Linked DNA regions of Homo sapiens: region 1 is linked to region 2. A link is a loop called in an ENCODE intact Hi-C map of the cell type or tissue named here. Cell type or tissue: body of pancreas. All regions are shown on one strand. Links, peaks and the distances in the headings refer to the core of each region. The heading gives the core; the rest is flanking DNA.

Evidence for each region. Peaks named below come from ENCODE experiments on the same cell type or tissue, not always from the same donor. Only the 100,000 strongest peaks of a DNase experiment are listed, where the experiment ranks them.
Region 1: a loop joins it to region 2, with 5 times the contacts of the local background. A loop is called at or near these places in 1 of 110 quality-filtered maps.

The regions. Positions count from the first base shown.
Region 1 is chr17:58,957,719-58,962,116 of GRCh38, forward strand. The region is part of intron 2 of PPM1E (protein phosphatase, Mg2+/Mn2+ dependent 1E); the gene reads left to right. Among named protein-coding and RNA genes, the nearest start is that of TRIM37, 150 kb to the right of the region's middle. In body of pancreas, for the core only: a CTCF peak has its summit at 2,500; no DNase peak of the experiment used is centred there; H3K27ac peaks cover 350 bases.
Region 2 is chr17:59,022,922-59,027,319 of GRCh38, forward strand. All of the region lies in intron 19 of TRIM37 (tripartite motif containing 37), which reads right to left. Among named protein-coding and RNA genes, the nearest start is that of TRIM37, 82 kb to the right of the region's middle. In body of pancreas, for the core only: no CTCF peak of the experiment used is centred there; no DNase peak of the experiment used is centred there.

The DNA of each region.
Region 1 (4,398 bases), core at 85-4,084, 65 kb before region 2:
AAAAAAAAAATCCTTAAATTTCTTTTCATGTTTACATTATCCCTAACAGAATGTTTGCTAAGTGACCTTGGATATCTCACTTGGTACACATTTAGTTTGGTAGATACAACTTTTGTCCAGACAACCTAAAACCAATTTGAGGGCCAGCTGTTGGTGACTCATGCCTGTAATGCCAGTGCTTTGGGAGGCCAAGGCAGGAGGATCACTTGAGGCCAGGAGTTTGAGACCAGCCTGGGCAATATAGTGAGGCACTGTTTCTACAAAAAATTTAAAAATTAGCTGGGCATGGTGGCATGCACCCGTAGCCCCAGCCACTTGGGAGGCTGAGGTAGGAGAATCACTTGAGCCCAGGAGTTCAAGGTTACAGTGAGCTGTGTACTACAACCCGGTCAACAGAGCGAGACCCTGTCTCAAACAATGACAACAACAACCCAAAAAACCAATTTGAAATATCACAGTGTAAAAATTATTATTTTTATTTTTATTTTTATTTATTTTTTTTTTTAGAGAGAGAAAGGGTCTCCCTCTGTTACCCAGGCTGGAGGGCTGTGGGATGATCACAGTTCACTGAAGCCTCTACCTCCTAGGCTCAAGCAATCCTCACACCTCAGCCTCATGAGTAGCTGGGACTACAGGCATGCATCACCATGCTCGGCTAATGTTTGTATTTTTTGTAGAGACAGGGTCTCGCTATGTTGCCTAGGCTGGTCTTGAACTCCTGGGCTCAAGTGATCCTCCTGCCTTGGCCTCCTAAAAGTGCTGGGTTTATGGTCGTGAGCCACTAAGCCCAGCCTACTGTAAAAATTAAAAACAAGAAGGGAAAATGATCACTAATACAGAGGAAATTTAAAAATAATAAAAAGTTTTTGTAAATAAATTTGAAAACCTGGATGTCTTCTAGAAAAAAAAAATAAATTAACAAAGTTTACCTAAGAAGAAAGAGATTGAGAAAATTATCGAGGGACAGTCCTCACAAAAGGCCATGGAGTAGGTGACTCTACAAGTGAGGTGAACATTTTCAAATGCAAAGGCAGATAATTCCAATGGTTTTTTTTTTATTATATAGTTATTTATTTATTATTTTTTGAGCAGAGTCTCGCTCTTCCTTCAAGAATCTTCCTCCCAAAATGCTGGGATTACAGGCATGAGCCACTGTGCCCAGCCCCAATCCCTTTTAAAATGAATGCTCCAACTGCACGGAAAAAGAAGGAAAATTTGCATAACATAACACTGATACCAGAACCTACCCAAGACTAAAAAAGGAAATGAGAGACGAGTCTTAGTTGTCAACATAAAAAAATCTTAAGTAGGCCTGGTGTGGTGGCTACGTCTGTAATCCCAGCACTTTGGGAGGCCGAGGCAGGCAGATCACCTGAGGTTGGGAGTTCGAGACCAGCCTGGCCAACATAGTGAAACCCCATCTCTACTAAAAATACAAAAATTAGCCGGGTGTGGTGGCGTACACCTGTAGTCCCAGCTACTTGGGAGGCTGAGGCAGGAGAATCACTTGAACCTAGGAGGCGGAGGTTGCAGTGAGCCGAGATTGCGCCATTGCACCCCAGCCTGGGCAACAAGAGTGAGACTCCGTCTCAAAAAAAAAAAAAAAAAAAACGACTCATGCCTGTAATCCCAGCACTTTGGGAGGCTGAGGCGGGCGGATACCGAGGTCAGGAGATCGAGACCATCCTGGCTAACACGGTGAAACCCCGTCTCTACTAAAAATACAAAAAATTAGCTGGGCATGGTGGCGGGCGCCTGTAGTCCCAGCTACTCAGGAGGCTGAGACAGGAGAATGGAGTGAACCTGGGAGGTGGAGCTTGCAGTGAGCTGAGATCACGCCACTGTACTCTAGCCTGGGTGACAGAGTGAGACTCTGTCTCAAAAAAAAAAAAAAGGCCTTGACCTCCCAAAGTGCTGGGATTACAGGCGTGAGCCACTGCACCCAGCCTAAAAAAAAAAAAAAAAAATCTTAAGTAAAATATTTGTATATTGAGTACAGCAGTTAATTCATTCACTGAATATTTTATTGAGGGCCTACTATATATGCTACTATATATGTATAATACTAGGGAAACAGCAGTGAACAAAACTTCAAGAACAAAATATTGGGAAGTCTATAGCACAACTTTTATATTAATGGGGGAAAATAAAAATAAACAGTAATCTCTAAAGAAGCCAAAAGAAACATTTGATAAAATTTAATATCATTCCTAAATTTTAAAATATTCTTTATAAAGTAGGCCTAGATGGATATATCTTGGACGTCACATTTATGCTTAATGTATATTCTGGAATTTGTCAGTTGTACATGATTACAAACACAGCTTTAGTTGTCTTCAGCAAAACAGAATGTATTGACTACCTTCCAGGATAAGGGATACACAGGTAGATTCAAGGCATCAAGTGATCTCAACAGAACCTGGCATTTCTCCAGCTCTCAGCTGTACTTTCTTTCACTTTGATTTTGTTTTCAGGCTCCATGAGGTGGCAGTATGACTTGCTAGGAACCCAGGTCTTCATCTCTCCAAACTCAAGTTGAGCAGGAAAACAAGAGTAGATTTTCTCAGTTGTTTTTACAGAAGCCACAGGATTTACTCTAATTGGTCCAACTTGGATGGTTTCCCATTCCTGAACTAATCACTTTTGGCCAAAGGAATGGGGTTGTCTAACTGGCTAAACCTGAATCACAGGGTTTCAGAGTAAAGAAAGAAGGAAATGTTATTGGAAGAAAAAGCAATGTTTGCTAGTTTTAAATAACAATTAAAGCAAAGTTCTGGCCAGCACGGTGGCTCATGCCTGTAATCCCAGCACTTTGGGAGGCCAAGGAGGGTACATCACTTGAGGTCAGGAGCTCGAGACCAGTCTGGCCAACATGGTGAAATTCCGTCTCTACTAAAAATACAAAAATTAGCTTGATGTGGTGGTGGACGCCTGTAATCCCAGCTACTCGGGAGGCTGAGGCAGGAGAATTGAGGAGGCGGAGGTTCCAGTGAGCTGAGATCACGCCACTGCACTCCAACCTGGACTACAGAGCAAGACTCTGTCTCAAAAAAAAAAAAAAAAGAAAAATAATTATAATAAAGCAAAGTCTGATTAAAAATGGCAAATAAATAACCAGGAATAAAGTGATTAAGAAATATGAAGGACTTATTAAAACTCTATTGAGCAACATAAAAAGGATTTAAATTTAAAAAACAATATAATTTTTTCCTGGAAAAGACTCAATATGAAACGATATATATTTTTTCCAAATCTATAAATTTAATGTGATCCCAAACACAATAGCAACAGGTTTTTCTGCCCAAACTTGTCAAAATGTTTAGAAAGTTCATCTGGAAAAATAAACATAAAACTACCCAAGTGACATCCTTTAAAATTAAGAGTAATAGGTAGGAAAACTAGACCTCCCGATATTAAAACATTTTAAAGTTATGGTAACTTAAAGAGAATGGTAGCATTATAGAAATAGATGCTGAGATGAGTGAAGCAGAACACAATCAAGAAGCATATAAATGTTTAATATTTTAATGGTTATTTAATTTATATAACAGTTTACATATTTATTTTTTCAACAAGCATCTAATGTAGACCCTGCTATCTGCTAGGTACTATACTATGGCTTGTCAAGGGCAATTAAGACAGTCTGTATCTGCAGTCTAATTTGGAGATGAAGAACATGGACTTTTGAGTCAGACAGACCTAGGATTGAGAATGATGTTACCTATTTGTGAAATGTTCTAGAGGCATAGAATGTAGCAAATACTCAGTAAATGTTATTTATTATTACCAAAAGTGGTTAAGAGCTTTAATAGACAGCGTGAACAAAGTATAATGGGAACACAGGGGAAGGAGCAACTGGGAGTGGTATGAACAGATCTAGTGATTTACCAATGTTAGAGGAAACTGATATTACTTCCTCTAACCAAGTTAATCTGTCTATACCAGCTCTGTCCAATAGACAGTGCAATGATGGAAATGCTCCCTACCTGTGTTGCCCTATGTGGGAGCCACTAGCCACATGTGGTTATCGAGCAATTGAAATAGAGCTAATGTGACCGAAAAACTGAATTTTAAATTTTATTTAATTTTAACTTACTTTTTTAGAGATGGGGTCTTGCTATGTTGGCCAGGCTGGAGTGCAGTGGCTATTCACAGGAGCTATCATATCATACTATAGCCTCAAACTCCTGGGCTCAAGCAATTCTCCCACCTCAGCCTCCCAAGTAGCTGGAGCTGTTGGCACATTGGGACCACTGCACCCTACTGATTAATTTAAATAACCATGGCCGGGCGTGGTGGCTCACATCTGTAATCCCAGCACTTTGGGAGGCCAAGGCGAGTGGATCACCTGAGGTCAGGATTTCGAGACCAGCCTGACTAACATGGAGAAACCCCGTC
Region 2 (4,398 bases), core at 313-4,312:
TACAGTTGACGCTTGAACAGCACAGGCTTGTTGTACTGTACAGGTCCACTTAATATTCGAATTTTTTTCAACCAGAGAAAGATTGAATATATTACTATACTATACTATAGAATCTATTACTATAAATAGAAGGATGTACCTTTTAACTTTTTTATTTATTTATTTATTTATTTTTGAGACAGTCTCACTTGTCACCTAGGCTGGAGTGTGGTGGCGCAATCTTGGCTCACTGCAACCTCCACCTCCTGGGTTCAAGCGATTCTAGTGGCTTGGCCTCCTGAGTAGCTGGGATTACAGGCATATGCCATCATGCCCAGGTAATTTTTTTGTATTTTTAGTAGACATGGGGTTTCTCCATGTTGGCCAGGCTGGTCTCGAACTCCTGGCCTCAAGTAATCTGCACGACTTGGCCTCCCAAAGTGCTGGGATTACAGGCGTGAGCCATTGCACACAGCTTTTTTAACTTGATAGAAACAGGCCTGTAATCTTTGGGAGGCCAAGACAGGCAGATCACGAGGTCAGGAGATCAAGACCATCCTGGCTAACATGGTGAAACCCCGTCTCTACTAAAAAATACAAAAAAATTAGCCAGGCGTGGTGGCAGGCACCTGTAGTCCCAGCTACTCGGGAGGCTGAGGCTGGAGAATAGCATGAACCCAGGAGGCGGAGCTTGCAGTAAGCCGAGATAGAGCTACTGTACCCTAGCCTGGGTGACAGAGCAAGACTCTGTCTCAAAAAAAAGAAACACAAAAACAAAAAAGTACCTATTGAAACATACAGCAAACCTCAAATTTAATGAGAAAAAAACTAAAGGAATTCCTAAATAAAGTTGAAAAATTATAAAAATCCTACCACTGTTACTAAGAAACTGTTGAGGTACCTGCCTAGACAATGCAATACAAAAAGTAAGCAGAAAATGAATAAACAAATTATGATTATCTGCTGATGATATAAATACTTAGAAAATCAAAATAACTAATTGAAAAACTGTTAATAAAACAAATTCACCAGGCCAGGTGTGGTGGCTCACGCTTGTAATCCCAGCACTTTGGGAGGCCGAGGTGGGTGGATCACCTGAGGTCAGGAGTTCAAGACCAGCCTGACGAATATGATGAAACCCCGTCTCTACTAAAAATACAAAAACTAGCCGGGCGTGGTGGCATGTGCCTCTAATCCCAGCTACTTGGGAGGCTGACAAAGAAGAATCACTTGAACCCAGGAGGGGGAGGTTGCAGTGAGCCGAGATCGCCCCATCGCACTCCAGGCTGGGCAACAAGAGTGAAATTCCGTATCAAAAAAAAAAAAAAAAAAAAAAAAATTGCCACATTGGTTGAATACAGAATAAACATAAAAATCAATATTTTTGTCTTTTATGTCAGTAACAATTAGAAAATACTATCAGAGAAAAAGAGATTCCACTCACAACAGCTACCTAAGATATAATACATTGAGAAATGAATTTAACAAGACATATATAGAACTTATATGGAAAAAACTGAGAGTTCTAAAAAAGGATATGAATATAACAGATGACCTGAATAAATGGAGAGAAGTACCACATTCCTAGACATGAATGTTTGATGCTGAAAAGATCTCAATTGCCCAAATTAGTCTCTCTTTTTTTAAGAGAGAGAGAGAGACTGTTGCCCAGATTGGAGTGCAGTGGCACGATCACGGCTCACTGCACCTCAAATTCCTGACCTCAAGTAATCCTCCCACCTCAGCCTCCCAAGTAGCTGGGGTTACAGGTACATACCACCATGACTGGCTTATCAAAAAAATTTATTTTTGTAGAGATTAAGGTCTTGCCATATGATGTTGAACTCCTGGGCTCAAGAAGCCATCCTCCCTCATCAGCATCCCAAAATGCTGGGATTAACAGGCAGGAGCCATGGTGCCCAGCACCCCTAAACTAGTCTTTAAATGTAAAGCAATTCCAGTCAAAATACTTTGGAGGAGGATTAAAAGTGCAAGAACCACCAATAACATTTTGAAAACCAAGAACAGAATAAACATATCCTATCATAGTATTACAAACTATAAAACTACAGTAGTTAAAAAAAGTGTTAGTCTGGTAGAGGACATGACAAATACTGGGTTAAACAATACCAAATTGCGTTTTTGTATGTCCAAAACTTGAGTACTGGCAATTTCAGTTGTTTCGACCTCTATGAGTTCAAAAACAGAACCATGTTTGGGAATCTGGTCTATAATAAAGGATGGATTTCATATTGCATCATATTTCAAAAAACATGTTTCATTCATTTGGGGAAAAACATCATTCCATTTACCTCACACAGCATCATATAAAATTAACTTTATATGAATTAATGACCTATATGTAAAAAAGTTAGAAAACAAAAAGTACCAGAAGAAATTAAGGGTTATTTTTATTAACCTGGGAGTTAAAAAGCCTTCCAAATAAAAATAAGACCCATGAATATTATTGCCATGAATATTATTATTAATTATAATATTATTAATATTCATGTCATGAATGTTAATTATATTATTAATATTCATGGATGAATATTATTAATACAGTTGTCTAAGATAAAATTTTAAAACTCTGTGATTAGCAGGAAAAAAAGGTGGCAATGGGGAAGAGACAGTTGTCCCTTGGTATATGTGGGGGTTGGTTCCAGGACCCCTGCGTATACTAAAATCCTCGACTGAAGTCCCACCGTAAGACCTGCAGAACCCACCTATACGAAAGTTGGCCCTCCTATATGCAGGTTTGGCATCACCCGAATACTGTATTTTCAATCTTTCTCTGGTTGAAAAAAATTCGAATATTAAGTGGACCTGTACAGTACAACAAGCCTGTGCTGTTCAAGGGTCAACTGTATCTGCAAAATATGTAACAAAGGCTTTTTGAGAAAGTCCACCCAAAAAGCTGTACTTTTGGTTTTAATATACCATTTGGTTTAATATACCATTTCCTTGAATAGCAGGTGAGGCCGAATATCTTTTCATATTTTTATTGTACATCTGTATTTCTTATGTTAATGGCCTATTCATAACCTTTATTCATTCTACTAAATTGTCTTCCTTATATTAAGAGAATTCTATATATTTTGCTATTATCTCCTCACCAACCCATCTTTATTGGATTATTCACATCACTATCAAACATTAATACAGCCAATTTTAATAAACAACACACACAAAGAGAACCCAGAAACAAACCCTCGTCTATATGGTCAAATGATTTCAACAATGGTGCTAAAACCATTCAATGAGGAAAGAAAAGTCTTTTCAACAAATAGTGCTGGGAAAACTGGATATCCATGGGCAAGCAAGTCAGACCCTTCCCTGACACCATAAACAAAATTTAATTCTTAATGGATGAAAGACTAAAAGTAAGACTAAAAGCAAGAACTAAAACTCTTGGAAGAAAACAGGAGAAAGCTTCATGACACTGGATTAGGCAATGTTTTCTTGGCTATGACACCAAAAGCACAGGGAACAAAAGGAAAAACACATAAAATGGGCTTCTTCAAATTAAAAACTTCAAATGTTAAATGACACAATCCACAGAGGGAAAAGGCAACCCACACACTGGGAGAAAACATCTGCAAATCATATATGTGATAAAAGATAAATATTTAAAATATATACAGAACTCCTAAAAGTCAACTACAAATAAACAACCCAACCCAATTTTAAAATGGATTTAATTCACAGATGAAAGACATTGGAGAGGACACAAAAAAGGACACCCCTGCCAACAAGAAACTATTGACCCCGCACCTCCTCCAGCTTCTACCCACTTCATTGTGAAACTTCTTTTAAAGAAGTTGTGCATTTGTGCTCTGGTCCCTGACCTCATTCACTCTTCTGCTACACTACTCCATGGGAATAGTTCTTAAAAAGGCCACTTGGCCTCTTGCCTTGACACTTCTCAGTGATACTTAACACACTTAACACAGGGGTAACCACTCTACTTCTTGAGATGCATTATTTTTGATTTTTGAGATATTATCCCTTCTAGTTTTTCTCCTACCTTAATGATTGCTCTTTCAATTTCCTTTGCTGGCCTCTCCTATTTATCAGATCTTTAAATGTTTAAGTGCCACAGAGTCAAAAATTTTGCTTCTCCATTGAAACTCCCTCCAAACTTGACCCTATTCAGTCTTCTGGATTTAAATAATATAAAATACTATTGACTCCCAACTGTTTATATCCAGCATTGACCTCTCTCTGAGTTTCAAAGTTGTGTACCATTCACGTGTCTATGACATTTTACTAGGATATCTAGCAGGTGTCTCAAATTAAACATGTTTAAAAAAGAATACCCAACTTTCTGCCCTTACCTCCTCCCAAGCCCCATAACCTGCTTCTTATCTGATTTGCTTCTCAATAAATGATACCACTGCCTATTAAGTTGCTTAGGCC